2 separate regions of the Mus musculus genome follow, and region 2 is linked to region 1. A link is a loop called in an ENCODE intact Hi-C map of the cell type or tissue named here. Cell type or tissue: left cerebral cortex. All regions are shown on one strand. Links, peaks and the distances in the headings refer to the core of each region. The heading gives the core; the rest is flanking DNA.

Region 1 (7,990 bases), core at 1,877-6,876:
AGCTCACTAAATGTCTTTGTTCTGTTCTAGACTTCAGAAATCATAGGTAAAGTCATGTAGGTCTTGCTCACTGACTTTTTATGCCCTAGAAAGACAAAGGCCTGGCACATAGGTATGTTATACATTAAAAAAAAAAAAAAAAATCAACAGACATGTGGAGGGAAAGCCATCTAATGGAGTTCTCAGAAAGCAAGGGAAGGTACGGCAGGCAGAGCCATTTAAATCTCTCCACAGAAGATGAAAACAGGTTTTTCAAAGGCAGTAAACAGTGATGATGACAGGTATCATTATCAGTGTACCCTCATTCCTTCCACAACACTTTTATAACACGTGTGCTCTCATGACTGAAAAGTCTCCATCCAAATAGCTCACAGGCATTAAACTCACGCATTCTGAAAGTCTTCAGAAATGTTTTGGGAATTGGTCATTTTGTAGCACACACTATATTAATATTCCACCTACAAGCAAACTTGCTAAAACCAGGATCCTTTTTCCCGTTAGGTAATGAATACTGACTCCTAATTAAACTTTCAGACCTATGGGAGACAGTAGTACCAACTTCTCACAAGACAATGGGTGGCAATCTAAGAGCTTCTGTGAACTGTTAAAGGGACTTCCCAAGGAATTACTGGTAAACTAATCCAGGTATCTAAACGCAGAGTAAACCTCCCAAACATGAACTTCAAATTCTAAGAGGGGAGTAGAAAAGAGAGCTGTCTGTTCAAATGATAAGTACTTCAATGACTGAAGTAACATCTTTTTAAAAAAACTATCTGTGCCTTATTATATAAAAGTTCATAATCAGAAAGGTCATGGTAGCATTTGGCACAAGCTCCTAAGTGAGAGTACTATGTCTTCAGAAGTCTATGACAGAACCCAGAGTTTCCCATCATCCAACCTGACTTACAACTCCATTTTAGATCATGAACACTTTACATATTACCTCAATGAGCTTAAAGCTAATCCTGCATGACATAAATTTTAGAGTAAGCCAAGGTCATGGAAAGTATCCCAAACTGCAGTAAACAGAACAACGTACTGGTGTTCTAGAAAGTGTGTGTCCCATCTTTCCAAGTTCTGTTTAGGAATCTGGGTTTGCAACAACACAGTATTTGACAGCTCCGTCAAGAGCTATGGATGCCCAACTGTTTTGATACAGGTTATCTAATCTGGTTCACTTAACAGTGGTGAAACTGGCAGATCAATGCCTTTATGATGAAACCAAGAACATAAGGTTCCAAGAGTAACTTTTTGTGACCAAGGATGGTACCTGAGGAAGTGGGAGAACTATGCCATTTCCAACCCCAGACTGCTGCAATTTCTACAGCGCTGGCAGCCTCGGTCCCTCCCCAACTGCTACTCATTCTTTATACCTCAGCACAAGCAACAATGCAGTAATGCCATATCTTCAAGTCCAGAAAGTCATGTCAAAACTTTCCCCTCAAATTTCAGTCCTGCCCTCTGAGTTCCCGACTGCATGTCTCAAAAGCCTTTACAGGTTGTGACTACTGTGGTCTTGCGTGACACTTGCAATCACAGTGTAATTTGGTACCTCAAAAGAGAAAGACAGTTTTCTCTTTCATGAAAGCCCAGGAACACTGTAACAAGCATCAGAATCTCTAAATCCATCCACTCTGCATGCAGTAAAGTGTTGGCCAAAGATCAGAAGAAACTCAAAAGTGTGAGGGCAACTGGGGGCCTACTACTTTATTACCCATTTTCAAATTTGATGCCACCAAAATGTATTTTCCTTTTTGTTGTTGTTGTTGTTGTTTTGTTTTGTTTTGTTTTGTTTCGAGACAGGGTTTCTCTGTGTATCTCTGGCTGTTCCTGGAACTCACTCTGTAGACCAAGCTGGCCTCAAACTCAGAAATCAGCCTGCTTCTGCCTCCCAAGTGCTGAGAACAAAGGTGTGTGCCACCACTCCCGGCCAAATTGTATTTTCACATCAAAAATTATTCAAAAAACTAGAACCATAAGTCACAATAGCCAAAAACCACTGGAATTTTATAATTTGAGTGAGTTTATTATTTAGCTATAAACAACTATTCTTAATTACAGTTACATTACACAAAAGACTAGGCATTGAAAAGCAGGAAAAATATCTATATTTAATGCTCATAGTAGTGGCTTAAGTATTAGACAACATAAAATTTTATCTTCATCTGAATAGTGGCATTTTGGAATTTTCCCACAGCCATAAGAATAAAAAACAAATAAAGAAACCAGAAGTGCAAGGCACCCTGTTCCACAGGTATCCAAAGTCACTTCGGCAGGGAGTTTCCAGAGACAAAGGGTTTCTCAGAACCATTACTGCAATCTTATTGCTCACTTCTTACTCAACATGGCACTACTAAAGAGGATGTTGCTGCCTTCCCACCTTAACTGCCTTATGTGTTGTTCCTGTGACAGCTGGAGTCAACAGAGGTAAGTCTGCCTTCTGAAACAACTGAAATGCCAACTTTATTTTTAAAGTTACTATAAATGCTTCCAAATTATCTGATTCTAAAAATTTTGCAAGAGATGCATATTAGTTAAAGCTAGAGAATGAGTAAGTAAACCTGGTCTGAGTTATCTGCTTAGTCAAATGACAACAGAAACACACTGTACACACTCTTAACAGTTTAATGAAAATCTCCTCATTTGAGGGAGCTTAAACTAAAACTCTTCACATAAAAATGCAAGCCAATCTAAAAGTCTTTTCATATGCTAATTAGCCTAGGTGCCTAGCTGGGAAAATACCTCAGATTCTTTGCTCCATGAGAGTGCTGATCAACATCTGCTTCAGTAAGGACAAGGAGACATTAAGGGTAGAAAAGAATTTAGACTGTGCTTCCATTTCTAGATGACTGAGCTGTGAGCGCACTGGAAGGGAAGTGGAGTAAACTTACATGATTGATTGTAGACTGCACAGCCTTAACATAATGGCTTAGTTCTCGATCCATTTTAGCAAACTCAACCATGGCCTTGTCCATACTGTACTCACTACTCACTTCAGCTGAAAGAGAAAAAGAAACCACCATTATTGTCTTCTACTTCAGATGCCACATCTGGAAAAAGTTCAAACACTATCATCCAAAGGCTAACTTGTAAAGTACTGTACTTTTCTTCAAAAGCCCTTCAACATCAACTTTGTCTATTTGTCTGTCCCTCCCTTCCCAGAGCTTTCCAGGCGTCTGAGAGCAATTTCTGGGCATTTGCCTCTTTCATGTGACATCCTGCTCTTCTTTCCTCACCGCTGTTCTTCGAGAATGAGACAAATTCCAATGGCTTTCCTAGGCCGTGGCATCTGACACACACACACACACACACACACACACACACACACACACACACACAGTTTCACAAAACCCTCTCTACGATTTACCAGACTAAATCTGAACATCCTTCAAGAACTGAGCTCAAATCCCATCTGTTCGGAAAGTATACCAACCTAGAAGAAACGATTTGCTTAATTTATCTTAGCACCTTCATTTCGTATTTTGGCACCATAAATACTCATGCCTTTCTTACCCCGTCTTTCTCACTGCTTCGTGGACAAGAACGGTGTGTTAGTGCTCTGAGAGCCAACAACGAGTTGCAGAATTAATGTTTCCTAGGATCATTATTTTCTAATCTGGGAGTGTCCTACATGATATTCTGGTGAATTAAAATCAAGAAAGCATATGGTATATACTCATTTGTCTACTCTATTTTCACTGTGTTTTTTTTTTTTTCATCAGAAAAAAAAAAAAAAAAAAAAGAGCTACCAATGCTGGGTAGGGTAGGAGGCAGAGTCACATAAAGATGCTAAAACCCTCCCCTCAGGACCAGCATTAGAGAGGTTGGTGTAGATGACAAAGAACAGGAAGTAATGGCCATGAGGAAACAGAACATACACGCACCGTGATACCAACAGCAGCAACGGTAGTGCATGCTTCATTAGGCACCAGCACCATGCACAGCAGATTGTATTTATGGTACAACTTACAGCACCATATCTGGCTAAGTGAGACCGGTGGTTGGTTACTTTGTTTTTTCAATACTAGGGATTAAATCCAGGGCTTTACACATACTAGGCAAGAATTTTATCACTGAGCTACATCCCCAGCCCCCTTAAATTTCCCTGACTGGTCTTGAATTCACTATGTAGTTCAAATGGGTCTTGAACTCGGGCTCTTCTTGCCTTGGCTTCCAACATAGCTGGTATTACAGGCTCATACCACAGACCAACCAGAGATGGGAAGATTTTACTGCTTTATATACAGAAGAAAGCTCAACTACCGTGTTCTAAGCAACAATGGTACCAAGCAGAAGAATGAAACTTCCAAACTCTGACTTTCTAATGGCAAAACAAAGATGCTACTCTGTTGGACAAAACAGATTATGATCAAGACTCCAACTCCTTCACAAGGATTTAAGGCAATCTGTGAGCGTCAGCTGAGCTTCCAGTTTAGACCCTTAGAACTATACTTCTAAGTAGGCTACTGGGAATTTGACTTGGAGGCTTAGGGGACCTACTCTGAAAGGCTCTGTCTAAATTTCTCAAATAGAAGAAATGAGTAAGAAAATAAATGCTTCCCCCAGGTTAGACATACACTAAGTTTTAACACAGAGAAAGCATCTTTTCCCATCCTCACATGTAGTTTAAAGTGCTATGACAACAGTCACGTCACCGACTGAATGCTAGGAGAACATCAGCCAAGTCCAGATGCTGAAAAATCAAGGGTACACGAGTCTAAACACTAGCAACCAAGCACACAGACAGAAACTACTACAAACTTCCTGTCAGGTCACAAAGAGAACTATAGAGAAATGGTGGGGAACAAGAGTCCTACAAAAAAACCTAAGCAGCACTCATGATCAGAAATAACTTTTATTACATATATCTAATTGCTCTCCCCCAGGTAAACAAGGTCTGAGAGAAGTGGGAATATTGAAATTCCTTCAATATGTCATCCTACAAATGTATTAGATCCAACCCTTTCTCTCAGTAACTGAATGAATCTACATGAACTTAATGAATATTGATTTCCAAGCCAATGCACACATGGAGAAGACCCACGGGAGCAACTCAAGGCCTCTGGGAAACCTGTCACCTGGCACATTAATTAAGAAATTGTTCCAAGAAGTTAAAGTTAGTACAACTAGCTGAAATATGTCCCCCTACCTCCACCCCAGCAAACCAAGTCCAGAGGGCACAGATAATCCCTGCTTTGCACTATAAAATTCTAGCTGTCTGTAAGCATGCCAGCATTAGGCTGTTCTACAAACCTACCCAACAATGCCAATCAGACCTATTTCTAACACTATGCAGAACCACTGTAGCCTGCACGACCTCATGTACATTATTAAGTGTGGCTTAGTCCAGAAAGAGCCACAAAACAACTCATCCCTTGAGGACAGTTTCTGTTTGTTTTTGTTTTTCCTACTCAGGGGCAAACTCCCAAAAAAACAAAATAAAACAAAACAACCCCCACCCCAAGACAAAGAATAACAGAATCACTGGAAGAAGGCTTCATTTTAGAATGAAATACTCTCATGCTTACATAATTGGAGAAGTCTCTAACTGGATGAAGCTGGCCTGCTTATGGTTTTCCTAAAGGCAGACAAACCTATAATTATGCAATCTCAGCAGCCACGCTATTCATTAGACACGTCATCTGTTACTCAATGCTAAAATGCACCAACAGCAATAACTCTTACTATTCCCTGCTTTGAAGCACTGAAAGAGCATTGAAGGTATATTAAGCAGAAATGGGTGACTTAGTGCTAGAATCAAACCCAACTTCAAACAAAATTTATAGGCTTTAATGAGAGGAAGATAATGGGCTGAGGCGGGAACAAATATGAATGTTGAAGGCGAAACCATAGCCACTGATGCCAGTTGTCCCGGTGTAGAAGAGCGTGGCAAAAGTAGAGACTGGTCTGAGAAAGGAGGGCAGGAGGCAAGTAAGCTGCTTTTATGGACATGGACTCTTAAGGAGGAATAACTTCCAACTTGTGGCTAAGAACTAGGTGACAAGCATGGCAATATGCTGTCTTTATGTAGCGCAGTATGGGAGCATGAGATATTTATTTTCCCCATTCAGATGCAGTACTATCCAGGGTTGACTCATGCCTGTTTGTTCAGTATTTTCTAAGCCACTGGTTGAAAAGCAGAAGCAGGTGGGGGAAGCAGTTCTTATCATGGCATATCCTTGTCCACCTGGTCATGATCAACAGAGCAACCCAACTGCCATTCCAGACCGGCAACCAGGTCAGTGAGGGAGGGGGGGTAAGAGGTACACTTCTGGACCTACTTATTCTAAACAGGGCCTTCCCTAACCACAGGGGTGCTGTGCCTGCAGCCCATGGAATAAACTTCCCTGAGGTCCAGCTCTGGGGGTTGGGAAATAGAGCTGAAAGTCACTCACAGTCTCTAGGCCTTTACTAGCCCAGCCTTCACTAAAACATCAAAATGTAGGCTTTGCCCTCCTTGTCTCTCCAAGCAAACCACATACAAAGACCTTGAACTTCACTACACCTCACATGGATTTCTGAGGTGCCCTTGTTGAAAGCTCCCTATGATCTCAGATATAAGGTCCCCTCTCTAACATCTCTCTACTGTCCAGAAGAGGACCTAGTATTCCAGCTCTTATCAACCCATAAAATCTCTTTACTTTTACAAGTAGGACATGTGTGCACACACACACTAGAGAGACACACCCTCAAGACAAATGTCACCTACTTATTCTTCCCACCTGCATATCTAATCAGCTGCACGGCTTTGTCCAGGGTCAAGCTGCTTTCTAAAGTTTTGTTCTAAACAAACAACAAGAAAACTGTGGGATCAGGTTAATTTTTCTATTCTACAAAGCCACACACAAGCATGTCTGAACAGAAACAACCAATTACATGGAGTTGATTAAATTCAGCAGCATGTATTTTATTAGTGACTTACCAAGCTAAGACAAAGCAGACATTTAGTGTTGCTAAGGATTGCTGACTGTGAGTCAACATGACTCACACACTTAGAAGAATCTGATAAACACGAAATGTCATTAAATACACAGACCATTTTGGCGAAGAAGAAGGATGGTGGCAAGGGTTGCCTGACTTTAGTTTAAATTCCTTAGACTAAATGGCACACACAGCCAGAAAAGTTTATTTTCTAAAGACTGGGAATAAGTTATTTCCAGATCTCTTTATATGAGAACTTGATTCTTCCATATTTTCTGTAAAAGACATTTACCTTTTTTTTTGAGAAATACAAACAGATGACAGTATAAACAATATTCTCAACTTCTGTGTCAAAATCAAACCAAAACCTGAATTCTCTGTAAACTCAGATCCAATTACCTACATCTAGTGACATCTATCTGTCTATCTGTGTGTCTCCTGACAGACAGATATTAAGCAATCTACACTCATCAGGAGTTGAATTTAATGACTTACTCAGTGCTTGAGCAATGTTTAATAGAAACTTGGTTACTTCTCACTACACTGAACTTCAAAGTTGTAATTATTCCTCCACACAGATATTAGTGTGGTAAAATTAAAACTGAATGCCCATGTTATAACTGCCTCCCACTAGAAGTAAGTGTGCAGTATCAGGTGTATGATATAACCAGTCAGCAGCTGGTTTCTTCCCAAAGTCCAGGAGAAATCCTGGAGGACTTTCCACCTTCCTGCCATCTGCCTCCCCACAGCCCTCCCATCACATAATAACCCAGACGTGGGAAGCTGCACACCACATAATTGAAGGGGCAGTCTGCTTGATTTCTTTCTTGTGGACTGTGTAGTCTTTGGAAAGACTGTTTCCACACCTCTATAATGGGTATCAGAATAGTACTGAAGGCTGGAGAGGTGGCTGAGTGGTTAAGAACACTTGTGATTCTTGCAGGGGACCAAGGTTCGATTCCTACCACCCATATGACAACTCAGGAAAGCCTATAACGCCTGATCAAGGAGATCTGATACCCTCGTAGGCCTCCATCAGCACCAGGAATGCATGTAGTGTACACTCATT
Region 2 (7,990 bases), core at 1,920-6,919, 110 kb before region 1:
GGCAACACACCAACAAACTCACAAACAGTGACTGGAAATATTTAAGAGATGGAGGCTTAGTTAAGACAGAACGGAAACTTGGGCGGACTGCAGCCATGGAGCACATTCTCAGAGAGATTTCACTACATGGTGGAGGCACTCAGGATACTGTGTTTACTCAAGAGTGAGGCCTCTCCTTTGAGCAGGAGGAAGAGAAGCAGCCTCAGCCACATACAGAAAGCCTCTGTTGCCCTTCCTTTTGGAAGGAGAGACTTGAGTGAACGTGTAGGCTGAGAGTGAAGGAAGCGAGCTGATGACTCAGTGAGAGGGACTGTGAGGAAAGGTCCTGGGGAAGCAGGCTTTCCTAGTTAGGGCATCTACTGAACGACGGCCTCTTGCTGGGAGAGCTGTACAAAGACATACGTGCCAAGACCTCTCACTCTCTGTGGAAGTCAGAGGCAACAGGTACATGGCAGTGTGTGCCATGGGATTCACAGCAAAACCAGAGATGCAAACTCTGTATGGTATTAATTCCAAGGTTTCTGACATGACTGGTAAAATCCTACAGATGAAGGGCATGTGTGGTGGGATTAGAGGAAGGTCACTCGACCCCTGAGGTTCTGGGATAGATAACCACCAGACAGGCAGGTTTTTCTTAGGATAAAAAGGAACTAGACTGCATCTGAATCTCAGCTTTGCTGGAAATAGATTCTTGGCTTTGAGCAATGTCTTCTGCCAACTGCTCTAGGTCTCAGTTGCTTCACCTACCAAATGGAGGGAGACTTAGTGAGGCGTGGGCCGTTCAGAGATGTGAAAGAATCTGAACACCCTGAAACAAACTGGGCAGATATTATAGACTCATACCCTACCTCCTCCCTCACTTCCCTCCTACTATTACTAATCATTAGTATGATCATTAACCTATTAGCATGACAACTTTCAGCGTGACTGGTAACTTCCTCTTGTTTTCTCAAAGTTTTGTAGCCCTGAGAAAAAGCTACAAAGTTGCATATTCACAGTGGAGTCAGTGAAATTAGTTTTCCCAGGCACTGAACAGCAGGAAACACATGCTGCAAGCAAGCACTGTCCTTGGAGGAAGTTGTTGGACAATGGGAAATGGGGACTGTGGGAAGAGACTCTGAGGAACATTCCAATGGTAAAGGACTAAAGTTGTACTTAAGACACACCTGGCATACGTGTAACCTTGGACAACTCCAGATCACCATCCAACTTCAGGCAGCTCATCTATGAATTGGGACTAGCTGGGACAATAACCTATACTCATAGGATAACAATGATTAAACACAAATTTGCATGCATATATGTACAAAGATTTTCTAGAATATTACAAGCGCTCCATAAACTACAGTTATTGAAACGTGTATGTTGTCATACACTGGGGTCATTAATTGATACCCACTGTATGCCAGACAATGCTAAAAGCTTTAAAGGCCGAATAGTACCTGAAATAAAATGTGCATCATGTTACTTAGCCTTTAAAAGAAAGGAGACACTGTCTACCCTCTTCTTTGAATTCTCAGAATATGAAACCAGTCTCAGCCAAGTATGGACACTTAGGAGCTACTGAGAAGGACAGGAAGGAAGGACAGATGTTGCCTCAGTCCCCAAAGCTCATGTGTTAGAAACACAATGCAATGTAACGGTAACAGTGTCAACAGATGGGACGTTCAACAATTTTCTAAACCAGGAGGGCCCTTTCCCCATGAGTGGATCGGCACTCTTGAGAGTAGACTGTGAGTTCAGCAGGCTGAGGGTATAGTGTAGTGGTAGAAAGCTTGCCTGACATTCATTAAGAACATGGATTTGATATCCAGTAGCACCACCCCAAAAAAACAAAAACAAAAAACCAAGAACAACAAAAACCAACCAAACAAACAAACAAAAACAATCCAACCAGCCAACAGTAGCAGCCGCAACACAACAGCAAAGCTCTTCTGAATCCCACCTTTAGATGGCACGATGTAATGTCCCTTGCCAGTTTCTAGCACCGTGACACTAGGTTCCCCAGTAGCCACAATGGTGAGAAATAAATTGCTTTATCAATTACCCAGTCACAGAGTTCTGCTACAGAAACACAAAACAGACTAAGATAGATGGTGAGAGGTGCTAACTGGGGTGCCTGGAATGTCAAATCGAAACAGGGCATCCTGGGAATACTGGTGTGATGAAGACGTCCTGCAAAAGCCCGCTGTGCCGGGTCATTAACACTTCAGTTTTGTGGAGACAAGGTCTCCTGCAGCCCAGGTTGGCCTCAGAGTCCTTCTGCAGCAGAGGAGAACCTTGAGTCTTCTGCTTCCACCTCCCAAGTCCTGGGAGTATAGGTGGTGCACTACCATGTCTGTTCTATGCCGTGCTGGGGACATTACACATGTATGGGAGCACTCTACCAAGTGAGCTACACTGTCAGCCTGACACCATTCATTCCTACCCCCGCCCCCCATCCTGGTATACTAGCTCTCTGCACCCAGAAAGTGGCAATGGACTAGTTGTGTTTTGAGTCTGCTAATAAAGACCACTCAAGGCAAACATCTGTTGCTTTCCAGAGCAAACCATAAATACTCTAGATTTAGGTTATTTGAATGGCATGTTCTTTCTGATCTAGTTCAATTGATACTTGAGTACTGCTCTGCAAGTTTATTTGTCTTACGTTCTAATTATATTTAGAACTCTTTTCACACTGCATCATTCAAACAGATGCCTGGACAGCTGTTGTGATTTTTTTCCTAGAGTTTCACTAAGATGTAGATTTCAGTAAGGTTTTTAAAAATAAACGACACAGGTGTTATCTATGAGTCAATTGGCACATTAGCTATAAAAATAAGGATGTTAGGGAAATGGGGTTTTCAGTGTTTTGACCAATCTATTTTCATTTGGTTGTATCCCCCACCCACCCCCAAATAAAAATCAACTGCTCCTGGGACTATATATCACAGTCTTGGCTATTGTTCTAATATTATCATGGAATGGAATAATTCAACAAGGCCCTTTCCAGAGACTGAAATCCCACCAACACTGATGGGGGACTGTGCAGACACTATGCAAATTCTTTCATGCCCTATAATGTTTCTTTCAGGAGGTCTAAAGACACTGAAAGCAAATTGCATAACATGTCTCGAATGTCAGAAGCGACAGAGACAGCTGAAATTCCTGAACACACACGAATGACTTCTCATGGGGTCTGAGCAGTGCTGGGCAAACATGGAAAGGTTCTACCCCATGTCTTCACTTTTGAAACAAGGTTTCACACCAAACAATACTTTGCATTTGTGAAACCTTTATGTGCATTCACATGTAATTACATTTTACCTTTGGGTTTTCTTGCCCATATTGATCTTTACAGAGATCACCAAGCAGAATCTAGAGGGCACAATTACTAACAGGCACAGCCGTGGTTGGCCTCAGGCCTTTTGTAATTACAAACAGTAGCAGGGGCAGTAGTTAATAACTGCAATGCATTTGCCACGCGTGAGGTCCTGAATATTTGATGTAATCACTGAAACGCTAGGATGCAGATATTATTACCAAGGGTGGAATATCACATACCACGAAACTGTTTCATACACAAATTATTAGAATATTGCATAAAATTATCTTTAACCCACATGTATAGGCTAATTATTGAAAACAATGTTAATACATTTTAAGTTGAAACTTGGGTCCTGTCCCTAATTTATCATATTATATACATGCAAAAATGGTGATATCTGAAGACTCCTCCAACACTGTGTGTCTGAGGCCTTTGGATAAGGACTACTTAACCTGTATGACTGTTACTCAGAGAAGCAGAAAGCAAGACCACAGAGAGGCCAAGGAATATGGTGGTGATACCACTGCTGTCACAAAGCATGCCAAGGTTTACGCCGGCACAGGCTTTCTGCTTGCTCTTTCAACAGCTCTGCTAGACTGACCTCCGACAAGCACAGCTGCGCTCATCCAAATCTCGCCGTTTCCATCCATGACTCAGGCAAAATTACTTGCAAGAAGCCAGGGCTACCCAAGAGGCTCCACACTGCTACACTCAAGGTTGCAGTACAGGTCTGTGATGCTGTGGCGTCCTGCTTCTGCACAGTGGCAGATACTTTGAAGACATGAGCTGGTTAGTACTCTTACTGCCTAAGCGCTGGGTGTCACACAGCTGGTGTACTGAAACTGTCTCTGGAAACGATCAAGTCTTCATCAGCAGAGAGTATTGACTTTCTTTGGGTTATACCTCTCTTAAAATTAAAACACAAAATCAACAATTTGAAAAGCTAAATATCAACTCTTAAATCGGAGCAATTAGCATACCATATAAGACCTACCAATCATATATAACCTGTAATTTGTAAATAGGCTTTGTTCAGTGCTTTGAAAAATGTAATCAGTAGTGAATATTTAAAAAGCAAAATACCAATTTTCATTTTCTCTAGAAAAACTATCATTGAGAGCAGTAGCCAGGGCAGGCAGGGCATCTGTTCTTCAGCACAGTGCCTACAAAGGCAGCAGACTGCTCGTGTACTCTGTGTCCTGGACTCTGTAGTGCAGAGTGTGCTGAGCCCCTCAGAGGATGACCTGGAAGTGCGCCAGAGTCCATGGAGACTCCTGTTCTCCCCTCACTACTCTGCCAGTCTCGCTGGGTCGTGCAGTGAGTGGTATTCACTCATTTTTAGTGACTGTGATGGTTAATCTTCACTGTAAACTTCACTTGATTTAGAATCACCATGGAAACACGCCTTTGAGTGTATCTATGAGGGCATTTCCAGAAAGGTTCAACTTAGAAGGGAAGACTTATCCCTGAATGTGAACAACTCCACTGCAAGTCCTGTTCATGGCTCTAGGGTGGATGACCCATCCTGCTATGCTATGCTGCCCTCTCTGCACCGTGAGGGAAACTCGCTAACTAGATCATACCCACAGACTTTAAGGAAGAAAGCAGGTTGCTGGTCAAAAGTTCTGAGTCCTTTAAGGCCATTTAATTTGTTTATGATTGTCACAAAGATTGTAGGCAGGGAGAACAGCTGAGACTGCATTCGCTGACCTATTCTGGAGATACCAGCAAGCTTCTTCCTGGGAAATGACGATGGTCTCCTGCCTGCAGCTGAGCTACTGTGAGGAAGATTATAACTGTGTCAGGCAGGGGCTGGAGGCAAGCACGCACTTGAAAAATTATTAAATTTATACATACAGTCACAAATGAACTACACCTATAATGCAATGCCCTTCACCAAATTGGATGTTCTAGTGTTTCTAATTATTTCTAACTAAAAGTGTTTCCTCAATTAGTCAACAAGTTGCTACTAAATCAAGTGCCTGAAATAAGTAATCTACATAATGTAAGGGTTTTTCCTGTCTGGGCCCCAAACAACTACTAAAAGCACAGGTGGGGGGTAAAAGTATCGCTAGAATGAGTCATCAGAACCGGTTTATACTATAACCAGCTGAACTTTAAATAGAACCTTTTTATTTTAAAATGAGCTTAGCACAACCATTTCTAAATGGTATTTTTTGTCTTAATACTGTGTACAATGAGAGGCAGTATGCAATGTTCACATTGTTAAAAAGAAAATCCTGATTGTTGGAATGGCTGCAGTCAACCCAGCTGTATTGTCTCAAATAAGCAGATGGCACAAAGGCTAATAGAGCGTTCAGTGAAAGAGCACAATAGGGCTAGCAGCTGCTGCAAACACAGGACACCTCCATGACACTAGAACAGCTCTGACAGTCCAGATCCACTTCCCGCATCTAGAAAGGCGGTTGCTGAGGAGGTACTGGGGCTTAGTTCTCTCTCCTCAGAAGCCAAAGGTTTATCAGGAACTCTTACCAAGGGTGGGAAGGGTTAGCGCTTGGCGAGCTTGCAATATCCATGTTCCTGCCTGTGCTACTAATAAGGAAGTGCTGAAAAATCACCATCACCATGTGTTAACTCAGAGCTGGGGGCGGGGGGGGGGGGGTTACACAAACAGTTCTCAGCTATGTGTCCGTCAACAAATCATCAACAACTACTCGATGAGAACAGAAAGGTGGTTTCTGCCCTTGGGGAACTTATTCTGAGATAGGAAATAAGAAGTGACAAACGACTGGGTGTGGTAGCTCATACCTGTAAAACTCATCACTTAGGGGACCGAGCCAGGATTGGCTTGATTTCCAGGCCAGCCTGGGCTACACAGTGAGACTTTCTCAACAAAACCAAACCAAAACAGAGACAAATCACACCAACAAACATGGTCCCTGTTCCAAGATCACTAACTTATGAACGGGGCCCCATGACTGGACTCAGGTTACCAAACCACCCGGCTCCTACGAGGTGACTTTCACAAGGACAAATACTTTCATGGCTGACAAAAGATCACTTTAGTCAAAGAGGGAGAAGTGTTAGAATTGTAGAATGTCCCTAGCCAAGCAAGCTCTCTACTGAAATGGCAGGTGAGCACGGGAAGCAGCCAGAGCTGTGCTCGTGTACACTGATTTCCTGACAAGGTTGGATGACACACTAGACTATTTTTAAAAATTATATGCTAGGATTTCAATCTGACTAGTGATTCAACTCAACTTCAAAAAAGAAGGAAGCTCACAGCAGTCTTTCTGTCTTGCTAAGCTTCTGCTGTTCCTGTCAGTCAGTCAGCGCCCAAATCCCAGACCTTTGCATTTGATGCAAATGTAGGCAGTCCTGACATGACTTACTCCTGGCCAGAGACTGCATTCTCTCTCTTAATAAAATGTGTGTACACAACAGACCTCACTATACATTTATTTCAGAGAAGACCTACGATGGTCCCCGAACGCTTCAGTAATGAGACCTTTCCATAAGAAAGCTACTTTTCTAACATCAGCATGGAGAAAGTTAAGGTTCCTGCGGCCCACCAGCCATGTGCTTGCACAGGGGAAAACCCAAGCCTTGAACTATCTCAGAGCTCCATCTGTTCTAACCGCCTCAAGCTACGGCTCAGCTCCCAGGTGCACCGAACCACATCTATCAAAATATTTACCCCTAAAATAACTTTGTAATAAGAGCGGAATGTCCTTTTTGATGATTTCCTTTGAAAAATACATACGTATTTAACCGGCAACTCCAAACTTTCAGAGAGGGCAGATTCCATGAATCTACGTAATAAAAGCCTCCCTTCACACTGTTATAGTTGCTCTACTATGAAGATTTACAAGCACAGAGCTTTATATGGCTTACATTTCCACATTTGTCTGTTTTGACTCTTGGCCTCCATATGATGGCAAGGATAGAGTGAGCCTTTAACAGAAATGCCACACTAAGGCTACAAGCTGCCAGTGAAAGCTACAAGATCTCTTGGCAATTTTTGGACAGGTTCAGGTGAATTTCAGCATCTGGGACTGGCATGTGTATTACAGATGGAAAAAGCAAAACAATACCCAAAGAAAGAGAAAAGCGGTCCTCCCAATTGAAGCAAAATCATACCAAAATCTACCCACCTCCCAGCCTCGGCCCAGCACTGAGGAAATACCTCTGCCATACTGTCAAAGCATAATCAGTTCCTAAAACAATGGCTCAGCGTTTGAGTCACCCAGAGCGTGAAGGGCAAGTGAAAGGTCAGTTCCGGCATGCTCCCACAAAGCAAACACGGAGCTTGAGCCAGCACCAGCCAGGCCTTGGCATGGCAACCACAGGGCTCGCTCACTTCAGCAACCCATGGGTTCTGCCCTCAGGCTTCTCCAGACCCCCCCCCCCCCCCACACACACACACACACTTCCTCTCCTCCAAAGGAACCAGGGAAAGCTGAGAAGCAAACCTGAGAGGAGGGCCAGGCCTGCTCAGAAGCAGCCCTCCATGCCACTGGAGAACCCAAAGATGGTGCAGTGCCTCCAGAACCAGTGGTCCTAGCTCCCAGAAGCTTCTGGAATTCCTTATGAGTACTTACTAGAACACCTTTCTTTCTCCCCGCCAGTCATTTCACTATAATCAACTAAAATCTGCACATGGTGGACACTGACAATGGATTTTTAAAGATCCCAAGTATGCTTATTATTTTAGATTCTCTG

Evidence for each region. Hi-C counts contacts between places; a loop is a spot of excess contacts. Peaks named below come from ENCODE experiments on the same cell type or tissue, not always from the same donor. Only the 100,000 strongest peaks of a DNase experiment are listed, where the experiment ranks them.
Region 2: a loop joins it to region 1, with 4 times the contacts of the local background. A loop is called at or near these places in 6 of 42 quality-filtered maps.

The regions. Positions count from the first base shown.
Region 1 is chr15:59,411,033-59,419,022 of GRCm38, reverse strand. Nsmce2 (NSE2/MMS21 homolog, SMC5-SMC6 complex SUMO ligase) reads right to left here. Exons shown (of 7, transcript NM_026746.3): 3 at 2,892-2,998. Among named protein-coding and RNA genes, the nearest start is that of Nsmce2, 41 kb to the right of the region's middle. In left cerebral cortex, for the core only: no CTCF peak of the experiment used is centred there; DNase peaks (open chromatin) are centred at 3,410 and 3,841.
Region 2 is chr15:59,523,776-59,531,765 of GRCm38, reverse strand. All of the region lies in intron 4 of Nsmce2 (NSE2/MMS21 homolog, SMC5-SMC6 complex SUMO ligase), which reads right to left. Among named protein-coding and RNA genes, the nearest start is that of Gm36677, 90 kb to the left of the region's middle. In left cerebral cortex, for the core only: no CTCF peak of the experiment used is centred there; DNase peaks (open chromatin) are centred at 4,859, 5,374, 5,646, 6,489 and 2 more places; H3K27ac peaks cover 706 bases.